2 separate regions of the Homo sapiens genome follow, and region 2 is linked to region 1. The links are chromatin contacts, found by Hi-C or POLR2A ChIA-PET in ENCODE. All regions are on one chromosome and are shown on one strand. The core of a region is the stretch at or near the end of the contact, and the rest is flanking DNA. Distances in the headings are between cores, read along the strand shown. Region 1 holds the start of ZNF852 (zinc finger protein 852). Region 2 holds the start of ZNF197-AS1 (ZNF197 antisense RNA 1).

Region 1 (5,779 bases), core at 627-3,126:
TAGCAACCATTCAGAAAGGGCCCAGTTAACCCCAGTCAGCATAAGGAAGGCCCCCTCTGCTTTAATCCTTAAAAGAAAAGTAACCTGATGTTAATCAATCTATTTTTGCTATTGTTTGGTTCTCTTGTTCCCACCTTTAAAAACCCACTGTTCTGCCACATGCTGTTAGTCTACTTTATAGAAGTTTTTACTATTTTGTACCTGCTTCTCCAACTCATAATGTTACACAGCCTCTCCAGGTTGTAGCCCAAGAAGCAGCCTGCTCTTTCTCGTTCTCTCTCTTTCTTCCTTCTCTCTTTCATTCCTTTTCTCTCTTTCTCACTTCCCTCCCTCCCTTCCTCCCTTCCTTCCTTGGGTCTCGCTCTGTCGCCCAAGCTGGAGTACACTGCCCCAATCATAGCTCACTGCAGCCTCGACCTCCCCGGCCCAAGCGATCCTTCCGCCTCTGCCTCCACAGTAGCTAGGACTACAGGCGTGCACCACCAAGCTCAGCTAATGCTCTTTCTGGTCTGAGTTTTGACCCTCATCCTAACCTGTTGTTCTTTGAGTACACTCTGGGCCTTGATGCGTTGGGTCATTCCTGCTTTCCCAGGTGGTAACCGTTCCTGGGCAGGGATTTTAGTTTTCCTTGGAATCTTGCCCTCCTCACTATCCTGCCCACAACCTTCTACCCCTAGCTTCTGGGATCTCAGCTAGGAGCCATGCTATCCCCAACTCTCCCTCTACAGGGACGTGGGACGGGAGAGCTTTTATGAAGCACAGTAGTGAAAAGACCAAAAGATTTGGATTCAGTGGCTATTCCAGTTACTGACTCTATTTCCTTGGGCAACTCAAATCAATGCATGGCAGCCAGTGTGTTATGAGCTACCGGAAGTATACAGAAAAGTACCAGAAAAAATACAAGCATTATCATCAGTCGCTGTCAATTAAATAACTCTGTTACATTTCAACAGTGTTCGTAACCACTTGACATTGATGTATTTGTGTAATTTCTATTATCTGTTTTTCCCACAAAGCTGTAGCTCCATCCAAAGTGGGCAACTGAGTGTCTTGGTCAGTCATGTGCAGCCTGATGACCCTTGAACAGTTGCAAAAGTGCGCCTAGGGCTTGTAGCATTTACTTAAAAGGGGATAATAAACTCTCACGGCCAGTGCTGGGCTTATTGCCTTGTTTGGGAATTTCTCCATTCAAGGGTTTTATGTTTGGGGATGTGCTGGCCCTATTTTTTTGTTTGTTTGTTTTTTGAGACGGAGTCTGGCTCTGTCTCCCAGGCTGGAGTGCAGTGGCACGATCTCGGCTCACTGCAACCTCCGCCTCCCAGGTTCAAACGATTCTCCTGCCTCAGCCGCCGAAGTAGCTGCGATTACAGGCGCCGCGCCACCACACCCAGCTACTTTTTTTTTATTTTTAGTAGACACGGGGTTTCACCGTGTTAGCCACCGATCTCCTGACCTCGTGATCCGCCCACCTCGGCTTCCCAAAGTTCTGGGATTACAGGCGTGAGCCACCGCGCCAGGCCGCTGGCTCTATTTTCACCGCTAGCTTTGGATCCCTTTCTTCCCTGAAGGAAAAGAGGCCTCCAGGGCAGCCGTGCAGAACCGATGGGAGGGATGTAGGATAATACGCCAAAGCCGATAGAGTTCTGGAGCGCGCCTGGGCATCAGAGCGTGGAAGACAAGTGTCCGCGGAAGGAGGCGAAGGATGCTGGACAAGCCCCGCCGCCCGCCGCCCGCCGCCCGCCGCCCGCCGCCCGCCGCCCGCCGCCAGCGGCCCTGGGCCCAGGGAGAAGCAGAGATGTTGGCCCTCCCAGTTTCCTAGAGAGGCCGCAGAGGGCCCGGGGAGGCGACGCGCGTGCGCAACTGGGGAAGCTGGGAGGTAGGCGCGGGGCGGTCGGCTGCGGTGGCGGCGTTTGGATGATTGTCTCTCGGCGGCGGAGTCGGTGAGCGGCCCGGCGGGGCGCGGGGTGCGGAGCGGGGGCGGCTGTGCGTGCGAGAGTGGCAGGTGAGGCCGGGCCTGGAGGCTGCACCCGGGGCGGGGGTCTGGCCGTGGATCCCGCCCGGCCGCGCCGAGGGCATACCTCTTCGCCCCCCGGGCGTCTGGGGCAGAGAATCTGGAAAATTCCCGGTTTCTTCTGGCTTTATCTTTTCACCCAATTATGCGAATAAAGCGTACTTATTAGAGACAATTAGATAAGTGGAAGAAAAGTGAAAGTAGCCACCGTCCGGAAATCTTAGTCTCCAGGTCTCCTGACATTGAAAACATCTGGCATAGACTTCTCCCTTTTTCTTGTCTTATTTCACTTCCTGGCACCTGTCGCCGTCTAACATAGCATGTATTTGTTTATTGGTTATCTTCCCATAAGCCCCTTGCCAGGGCAGTGCTTTCTGTTTGCTTTATTAACTGCTGTTACCTTAGTGTATGGGAAATAGTAGGTGCTCCTAGAAGGTGTTTGTTAAATTAATGAAAGAAGGAATATCTAAACTGGGAGACAAGAAGAATTGACAGTTTTTAATGTCTTTTTTTTTTTTTTAAATAGCCCATTGCCAAGTTAAGAATGTAAGAGTGACCTTGAGCCTGGAACATTTCCTTGCAGAGTTAGAGCCCTCACAGCCTGTGCTGCTGCATTTAATGCCTTGTGTCTTTCAGTGTTTCAGGCTTCATGTGTACTCCTTTGTTGTGTTTAATCTCTTAAGTCAGTGGCCTTCATTCATTCTCTCAGCCTTCTGTATTTCACACCCCATAGGAGTGGGGAGGGTGGATTGAGATCTTTCTTCCTTACTAAGTGGGGTGTGTGCATCACACCAGCCCTATAGCTGTGGAGTGGATCTGCTGGGTGTGGGGGCTCTTTGCATTGCAGGAGGCTGGATCTTGTTCCCTGTTTCTCCTTTTGCTGTAAGTATACGCTGTACCTCTTGGGGCCTGATGTGGTTGGTATCTGTCCTCAGCGACCTCAAATCATGTGCTATCCCTTCCTTGGATGGCCTTTTAATCTTGGCAGCACAGCCTGGCCACCTGGTGAATAGTGGAACAGTCATGGTGATGCATAAGGATCTAGTATGTTCCTTTTAGGTGCTGTATGGTATTTCATCCTATAAAAATGCTACTTTTATTTAGCCATATTGATGGACAAGTAGGTTAAATCCAGTATTATGTTATTACAGAGAATATTTTAGTAAATACCTGTGTAAATGTCTGAATACCCGTGCAAGTGTTTTTCAGGGCAGATTCTTACAAGTTAAATTCCTGTAGCGTAAGGAATATGTCTTTTTAGTTTTACTGTGGACTTTCAAACTATCCTTCCTGTTGGCTATTACATTTCCACATCTATTAGTGGTTTGTGTTTGGTGTTTTTTTCTTTTGCTTTTCTTTTGGACAGAGATTTTTTTCATATTGATGTATTCAAATATATTCACTCTTTTCATTTTGTTGTCTTAAGAAATTCTTGGTTACACCAGGGTTCTTAGAGTCTTTATGGTTTTTTTCTTTTTTTTTTTTGAGACAGAGTCTCACTCTGTGTCACCCAGGCTGGAGTGCAGTGGCACAATCTTGGATCACTGCAGCCTCTGCCTCCTGGGTTCAAGCAATTCTCTGCCTCAGCCTCCCGAGTATCTGAGATTACAGGCGCCTGCCACCACATCTGGCTTTTTTTTTTTTTAAAGTAGAGATGGGATTTCACCATCTTGGTTAGGTTGGTCTTGAACTCCTGACCTTGTGATCCACCCACCTTGGCCTCCCAAAGAGCTGGGATTACAGGCGTGAGCCACCGCACCCAGCCTTTTAGCTTTGTTTTTTAAGTTTCTTTATTTTTTGTGTGATTTTACTTACTATTTTTATTTGCCTAGCCAATTGTCCCAACACAATTCATTGACTAGTTTAATTTTTCCCACTGACTTGTAATGCTACTGTTACCAACTCTCAAGGGAAGTCGTTTGACTTCAGTGGGTCCTTTACCTGCCTGGTGGTGTTCATGCCAATAAAATGAGACCAAGTTTCGTTAAGCAGTGCAGAAACTTTATTTGTTGATGAAGGAATGGAGAAGGAAAAGCTCATGCTCAAAGTACCCTCCTCTGGGTGTGGTGAAGAGGGATTTTTAAGGTCTCTTAGGGCATGTAGTGGGGCAGAGATCCTGGAAAGAGGTGGGGCCCTATGGGAAGAACTGGAGTGTGCTCAGTCTCATTCTTTTTTCTTTCTTTCTTTCTTTTTTTTTCTTTTGCGATGGAGTTTTGCTCTTGTTGCCCAGGCTGGAGTGCAATGGCTTGATCTTGGCTCACCGCAACCTCCGCCTCCCAGGTTCAAGCAGTTCTCCTGTCTCAGCCCCCCAAATAGCTGGGATTACAGGCATGTACCACATGCCTGGCTAATTTAGTATTTTTAATAGAGACGGGGTTTCTCCATGTTGGTCAGGAGGGTCTTGAACTCCTGACCTCAGGTGATCCACCCGCCTTGGCCTCCCAAAGTGCTGGGATTACAGACGTGAGCCACCGCGCCTGGCCAGTCTCATTGTTTCTTTTGTACCCAGCACTATATGTGCCTAGCAAGTGTATTTCTCCCTTCTAGGTGGAGATTTTAATATGGTAATGAAGCAAGGATTCAGGCCTGGGTAGCACTGCTGAGCTAAGTTCTCCTTTGTGGTTACTGATATTTAGCCTTTTTCTCTCTAAGCAAGCACAGCTGCTGGCACAGGTTAATTTTACAGGTTCTGGGGCTCTTTTTAAAAGAAGGTCTTGCTGCTATAAGTAGACAGAGAGGGCCTCCAGGGATCATAGGAATTTAATCAACTTGAGCAGTCAGCCAGTTTTACAGCCTTCTGCCCTGCAGCCTGTTTCTTCCTAAACCCTGTGTGGATTGCAGTCACCTAGTTAGTTAAAACCAGCCCCAGGCCGGGCGTGGTGGCTCACACCTGTAATCCCAGCACTTTGGGAGGCTGAGGCGGGTGGATCACAAGGTCAGGAGATTGAGACCATCCTTGCTAACACGGTGAAACCCTGTCTCTACTAAAAATACAAAAAAATTAGCCGGGCGTGGTGGCAGGCGCCTGTAGTCTCAGCTACTCAGGAGGCTGAGGCAGGAGAATAGTGTGAACCTGGGAGGCAGAGCTTGCAGTGAGCCGAGATTGCGCCACTGCACTCCAGCCTGGGCGACAGAGTGAGACTCTCTCTCAAAAAAACAAAAACAAAAACAAAAAAAAACCCCAGCTCCTGACAGACCCCAGCAACTTATAGATGAACCTGAGTGAACTTTTCTCATTACCATGCTAAAGTCTCCACCCGGGGAGTAGCTATAGCTTCATTACCATAACACATGACTTATGTGCTGGCATAATGACTCACTGCGTCTGTACCACTGGGACCCCTCCTATACATGGGATGATGTAGCCTCTCGCCTCTCCATTGCTCCATAAAATTCTCCTATTACTTTCCCTTGGAGAGATGCTGCTTTGGAAAATACTCCCAGTGTCCTCCTTACTTACACCAAGTAATAAAACTCCTATTGATCTAAACTTGCATTCTCACAAACAGTCGTTTGTTACTCGCCAGGTGAATGAACCTCATTTTTTTTTTTTAGGTAACACTGTGGTGACACTATCTCTGTCATGCATCAAACTTATAAAATTGGCTGGGCATGGTGGTGCATGCCTGTAATCCCAGCTACTTGGAAGGCTGAGGCTGGAGAATCACTTGAATCCAGGAGACGGAGGTTGCAGTGAGCAGAGATTGCACCACTGCACTCCAGACTGGGCAACACGGCAAGACTCCGTCTCCATAGAAACAAAAAAAC
Region 2 (6,435 bases), core at 1,683-4,182, 110 kb before region 1:
TTTCCAGGCAGCTGGTACTACAGGCTCGCACCACCATGCCCAGGTAATTTTTGTATTTTTGGTAGAGACGGGGTTTCGCAATGTTGGCCAGGATGGTCTCAATCTCTTGACCTCGTGATCTGCCTGCCTTGGACTCCCAAAGTGCTGAGATTACAGGCATGAGCCACCATACCCAGCCATGAAAGGTACTTTTGGATTGGGCTTTTAAGGAAAAATAAAAGGATCATTGGACTATGAGGAAAGCCATTCCAGGAAGAAAGAAACTCTATTTTCAAAAGCAAGGAAGGACACATAACTCTGTGAAGGAAGACCAGAGAAGGAAAGTAAACTTCAGAGGCAAGAGTGTAGGAGTAGAGCAGAGAGGTGAACAGAAGTTAAATTCTAACTACTGCTCTTGAGAGGCAGTATTCTGAGGAGATGATCCTGTCCTGTAAGTGAAGTGATTTTACTTACATTTCAGCATTAAAGAGGCTTTACTTTACATTTTTCCTTATTTTTAAAAATAGTAATATATTCACTTGGTTCAAAATTTAAAATTATAAAATGTATACTGTGTAAAGTTTCCTTCTCCGTTAGCTTCTTATCTATCTTTCCAGTTATTTCTGCATATGTGTGTACATATATTGTTTTCTAGTTCCCTTTTTTTCACAAATGGTAGGACACCATGAATGACGTGGTACATTTTCCTCTTCTCAATAATATGTCTTAGAGATCTTTCCTGTCAATACACAGCCCCTCTCCGCATTTTTATGGATGCATAGATGTATCATAATTTATTCATGCCAGCACTGATGGAATGTTTGGGTAGTTTTCAATCATTTCTTATTACCAACAATATAATCATGAATAATCTTGGGCATACATCAGTTTGGATGTGTGTAGGCATATATAAGAAAAATTCCTTGAATCAGAATTGCTGAGTTAAAAGGTATATACATGTATAATTTTGATATTGCCAATTTGACCTCACTAGGATTGAACCAATTTATAATTTATACTCCCATCAGAAACAGCTGTATGGGAGTGCCTTTCCTCACTTTCACCAATATGTTTCTCAAAGTTTGTGCTCTTCGCCAAATTTTTGACTTGCATTTTGAACGAATTAATATAGAGTCATTTGTATATTTTTTAAAGTAACTATTCATATATTTTGCCCATGTTTCCATTGAGGTGTTGGGTCTTGTTAATTTGTACACACTTTTATCACAGGAAAATTAGTCCTTTGTTTACAATGGCAGCTGCAAATTTTTCTCAGTTTGTCAAGTGTCTTTGTGACTATATATGCCATGTGACTTTGCTTAAAGTGTTTTTTGCCATGCAGTCAATCTTTTACGACTTCTGGGTACTGTACCACAATTAGAAAGACCTTTTTCACTCTGAGCATGAAGAGAGTCTTAAGTGGTGTCAGGACTCTATTAGTGAGAAATGGTGGGGGTGGGAGGGCTGGATATCAAGAAAGGTCAGTTAGGTTTTTCTAATAGTCTAAACACATGACTTAAGTTCTAAACGAAGTAGGGATAAGGCAATTGAGAAAAACTTGGTAGTCCTTGGTAACTGATCTGGGGGTGATGGAAAGGAATTTTTAAAAAGAATTTTGAATAATTTTCAAATAACATAAAAATAACAAATTCTTAAACATACATTTTATTAGCTTCTCACAAAAGGTTTTCAAAGCAGAAGTTAAAAAAAACAAAAGGATCAGAGGAGCGAATCCACTCAAGGCCACTTAGCTAACTGAGACATGGGAGCAAATTCTGAATTCAGGGATTCTAATTCCAGAAGTCCAAAACAATTCCATCTACGAAGAAACTTATGAAACCCAAACAACCCAAACTGTTCTAAAACAACAGTTTCCAAACACCAGTCCACGACAAAGCTTTAATCTGGTAAGCTGCAAAAAGAGAAAACCAGTAACAATCGTCGCTGACAGGTTGGCAATGAGTGTGTGTGTGTGTGTGTGTGTGTGTGTGTGTGTGTGCGCGCGCGCGCGCAAAGGCCAGCATTTATTCTGAGTTTACGGTCTTAGTACTTTGTGTTAAAATGTATTGCCTGAAGTAATGTTGGTATGGGTGGTTTCAAGTTTGAGTTTTTCAAGTTTGATTTTTAAATACCATTATATTACAAAACTAAAAGACTAAAAAAGCTAAAATCGTTCCACCCCTTAAAACAAACAAACAAAAAAATCCGTCCTCAAGAGTCTGGGCGCCACCGGTAATAGGGAAACCTCAGAATGTTTCTGTGGATTAGCCTCAGACAAGACTGAGGAAGAGCAGAAAGGCCTGAGCTGGGGGAGCAGGCTACTGAGGCAGCTCTTCTCAAAGCGCCAGCAGAGTCCGTTAGACAGGAGCACCGGTCCACAAACACACACAGACTCGGAGCTGCTGTCCTCAGTACTTCCCTCGGGCCGGCTGCCTGCCCAGCCGAGGCCACGACGTCGAACCCCAACACGAAGCTGGCGACGGACCATGCCGGGGGTCAGGGCCCGGGAGAGGCTACCGAGGGCTGTGCAGTCCCAGCAAGCTCAGGCCCGCGTCCCGGGCCGCCTTCCCTGCACGCCCACCCGCCCCCGAGCCCACCCCGCTCACCGGGGGCTCCCGCTGCGGCTCCAGCCTTGCGTACCGCCGCCTCGGCGCCAGGCCGCTAGGAGATGACACAGGAACGAGCCCTTCCGGCAGCCGAGGCACAGAATAATGGCCGAGCCGAGAATACTGCGACTTCCGGTTGCACCCCGCCCCTCATCCCGGATCTCTAGGAAGCCACATCTCTATGGTTCGTTTCTTTTCCCAGAACTGGGGAAGAGAGGCGGAACTCCTGAGCCCTTGGGTACTAGTGTTCCTTACATCGAACAAGAACTGGCCGCTGTTTCAGACCGGAAGGGTGCAGAGATGAAAGACAGGACCCAGGGTCTCAGGATGCCTGTTGCCTCCTAAGAGAGTTGGACATTTCTATTTTGATTTGCATTTCAATTGAGGTTGATAGGGAGTGACCTTCACGTCTGAATGACCTGGTAGGTGACTTTTCTGGTCTCTTCTTGAACTTATGCAATTCTCACTATAAATAATAACATGACTTATAAATCACCCTCTTGTGAATTCGCTTACTGTGGTGTATCTCTTGCCCACATGATGACATATTGGAGCTATGATATTAAATAATAATCAAGTTGATGGTGCAAGGTAATGTGCAAATGGTAGGGACATCTCTCCCCTGAAAGAAGAGGTTATTCTAGCTGTCCATCGCCCTGGGTAAAGTCAGGTGTATATAAAGGAAACTGGCACTCTGATCCTCTCTTTGGTCTTCAGTCTCTTAAGTTTGGACTTCTGGAACTGACACCCCTATATGGGACTATGGCTGAAACAAGTCTCCAAAAGGGCAAAGGCCATGTCTGCATGGATCCCATGTATTTAGCACCTAGTACAAAGCTGAAGCCATATAGGTTGTAGATGAATGTTTATTCAATGAGCAAGGTTCATGTTATTCTGTTTATGTCTTTTTTTTTTTTTTGAGATGGAGTTTTGCTCTTGTTGCCCAGGCTGGAGTGCAGTGGCGCAATCTTGGCTCACTGCAATCTCCACCTCCCGGGTTCAAGCGATTCTTCTGCCTCAGCCTCCTGAGCAGCTGGGATTACAGGCACGTGCCACCATGCCTGGCTATTTTTTTTTTTTTTTTTTTTTTTTAGTAGAGACGGGGTTTCACAATGTTGGCCAGGCTGGTCTTGAACTCCTGACCTCAGGTGATCCACCCCCACCTTGGCCTTCTAAAGTGTTGGAATCACAGGCGTGAGCCACCGTGCCAGGCTTATTCTGTTTATTTCTTTATGTTCTCTCCTGGCATTCATTAAACAACATACTTAAACTTCAGCCTTGATTCATTCATTCATTCAACTACTGAGTACTTGCCATATGCCAAATACTGTTCTGGGCACTAGGGACATAGATAAAGAGGTAAAGTCTCTGTTCTCATGGGGCTTACATTTCTAGTGGGATAAACAGAAAACAAATATAAAAATGTGTCAGGTGGTGGTAAATGCTAAGAAATGTGAAAGCTGATCATAAGAATTGGGTCATTTTTGTCATACCTAATAAAAGAAAGTCGAGAAATTAGCTGGGGGAAGCACTCAGGGTACACAACATTGCTCCAGGAATGTTATTCTCTGTAAGCTTGACTGCTGAAACTGCTTATTATAAGCCAAAACCAGTTTTATCTATAGCTTCTGAGATAAGTTGCTGCAACTCTAGGACTAATTTTGCCCACCGCAGTTGCTCACCAACTGGAGCTTGTCAGCTCCCCACACCCTTACTACTGCCAATGAACTTTCTCAAAGAGCAATATGTAACATTCCTCCTTTTTGTAAAACCTCTAACCTTCTCTTTGTTCTTCAGAGAGAGCACCACTTTCAGTTCAAGCCAGAGACTATCTCTCCGAGTTTGTAAACTGATGTTGTGAATAAAACTTTCTTTTCTTTCTTTCTTTCTTTTTTTTTTTTTTTTTTTTGAGATGGAGTCTCACTCTGTCGCCCAGGCTGGAGTGCAGTGGCGCGATCTCGCTCACTGCAACCTCCGCCTCCCGGGTTCAAATGATTCTCCTGTCTCAGATTCCTGAGTAGCTGGGATTACAAGCGCACGCCACCATGCCTGGCTAATTTTTTGTATTTTAGTAGAGATGGGGTTTCACCGTGTTGCCCAGGCTGGTCTCAAACTCCTGAGCTCAGGCAATCCACCCGCCTCGGCCTTCCAAAGTGCTAGGATTACAGGTGTGAGCCACTGTGCCGGCCAACTTTCTTTTCTACTATCTAGCCATCCTGGTGGTCCTTTGGATGACATAAAAAAGGGTAAGGAGGACCCAACAAAGGAGACTGAGAAGCAGCAGCCAATCAAGTAGGAAGAGAAGAAGGAAATAGTACTTTATGGGTCTCAAAGTATGAATGAGTAGATTTTGAAATATTGATCAATGTGATTGCTGTTCCCCCCACACTAAATTATAATTTTACTTGTAAACCAAGGCTCCCTTCTCCTCCCCTGCCCTACCTAGGTAGACAGGAGTTACACACTATGGGACTGGAAACAAAAGTGACAAAAACGATAGTGAGTTAGGCCATTAGAAGCCTTTAGTAAGGTGAAAAACATTCTTGCCTTGCTGGGAAAGAAGAAAGGAATGGGAGGAGCCAAAATGACCAACTAGACTATGGACCACTGACCAGTGAGCCTGTAATCATTCACACTCCTACTAAGCAATGGCCCGGAAGCATGTAACCAAAGAGTTGTCAGCTGGTAAGAACCACCAGTTGCCAGTGGCCAGCCCAGAGCCTCAGTTTTGTCACTCAGTTTGTGCCCTGAGATTCTGCCCATCTGACAAAGAACTTGAAGCACCCTCACCACTGTCCCAAGATGAAAGACTTGGTAACCTTGTGGAATGATGGTGATAGGAAAGGAACACCCTATCTTTGACCAAGGTGGAACTATACAAAACCTGTTTAAAGTGGGCCAGAGCTCTGGGACAGTGGTATAATACAACACATAGCCTTTGTTTTACATACACACACATTCCTGGTATTTAAAATCCCCAAATGTACTGGTGAAAAAAACTAAGCAAACAAGAAATAAATGAGTTTGAGATAGGCATATGAGAAGAGGCTGGAAGCACAGGACTGACATTTCAAGATGGGTTAAGATCTTAGACTACTGATCAACTAAAATGGAAATCCCGGTCTGAATGGAAAGTTTGTATTTCTCATCTTTCTATAAAACCCCACTTTGCCAGAGTTGTTTTTAATGCAAATTGGAATGTGATTGACCTATGACCAAGGATTATATGTATATAATATATATGGCTAAGAAATCTCAAGACATGCAATCTGAAGACCCAGGAGAGCTGAAGGTATAGTTGTAGTCCAAGATCTATAGGCCTAAGAAGCAGAAAAGCTGCTGGTGTAACTTCCAGTCTGAGTCCTAGTCGGAATCCAAATGTGTTAGTCTGTTCTCGCACTGCTATAAAGAAATGCCTGAGATTGGGAACTTTATAAAGAAAAGAGGTTTAATTGGCTCACAGTTCTGCAGGCTGTACAGGAATCATGGTACCATCTGCCTCTGGGGAGGCCTCAGGGAACTCATGGGGGAAGGCAAAGTGGGAGCAGATGTCTTATGTGGCAGCAGAAGGACCAAGGGTCGGGGGAGGAGGGAGGTGCTACACACTTTTAAACAACCAGGTCTCACTCACTATCTCAACACAGAGCCAAGGGGTAAAGCCATCCCTATGATCCAATCACCTCCCATCAGGCCCCACCTCCAACATTGGGAATTACAGTTTGACATGAGATTTGGGCGGGGACAGAAATCTAAACCATATCACCAAAGGTGGGAGAAGACCAATGTCCCAGCCAGAAGACAGGCAGAAAGAGCAAATTCTCTCTCAGTCTTTTCCTTCTACTCACATCTC

What was found. Hi-C counts contacts between places; a loop is a spot of excess contacts on that map. ChIA-PET counts read pairs that join two places held with the same protein, here RNA polymerase II (POLR2A). Pooled maps may share reads with other maps.
Region 2: a map of PC-3 shows a loop between it and region 1 (11-fold over the local background). The contact joins the promoter of ZNF197-AS1 here to the promoter of ZNF852 in region 1. A Hi-C loop is called at or near these places in 15 of 168 maps with a recorded cell type or tissue (CD4-positive, alpha-beta T cell, CD4-positive, alpha-beta memory T cell, HCT116 and 11 more), 13 of 37 single-sample maps with no recorded cell type and 30 of 50 pooled maps. POLR2A ChIA-PET finds 5 or more read pairs at or near these places in 16 of 52 experiments (A549, CD4-positive, alpha-beta T cell, CD4-positive, alpha-beta memory T cell and 12 more).

Annotation. Positions count from the first base shown.
Region 1 is chr3:44,506,714-44,512,492 of GRCh38, reverse strand. ZNF852 (zinc finger protein 852) reads left to right here and starts at 1,876. Exons shown (of 4, transcript NM_001423469.1): 1 at 1,876-1,940. RefSeq lists enhancers at 1,422-1,481, 940-1,716, 1,717-2,493 and silencers at 1,702-1,751, 1,882-1,941, 1,952-2,111.
Region 2 is chr3:44,621,294-44,627,728 of GRCh38, reverse strand. ZNF197-AS1 (ZNF197 antisense RNA 1) reads left to right here and starts at 2,932. Exons shown (of 2, transcript NR_046658.1): 1 at 2,932-3,007. The region is part of intron 2 of ZNF660-ZNF197 (ZNF660-ZNF197 readthrough); the gene reads right to left. It overlaps ZNF197 (zinc finger protein 197), which reads right to left and starts at 2,693. Exons shown (of 6, transcript NM_006991.5): 1 at 2,586-2,693. The region is part of intron 2 of ZKSCAN7-AS1 (ZKSCAN7 ZNF cluster antisense RNA 1); the gene reads left to right. RefSeq lists an enhancer at 1,858-2,360 and a silencer at 2,340-2,689.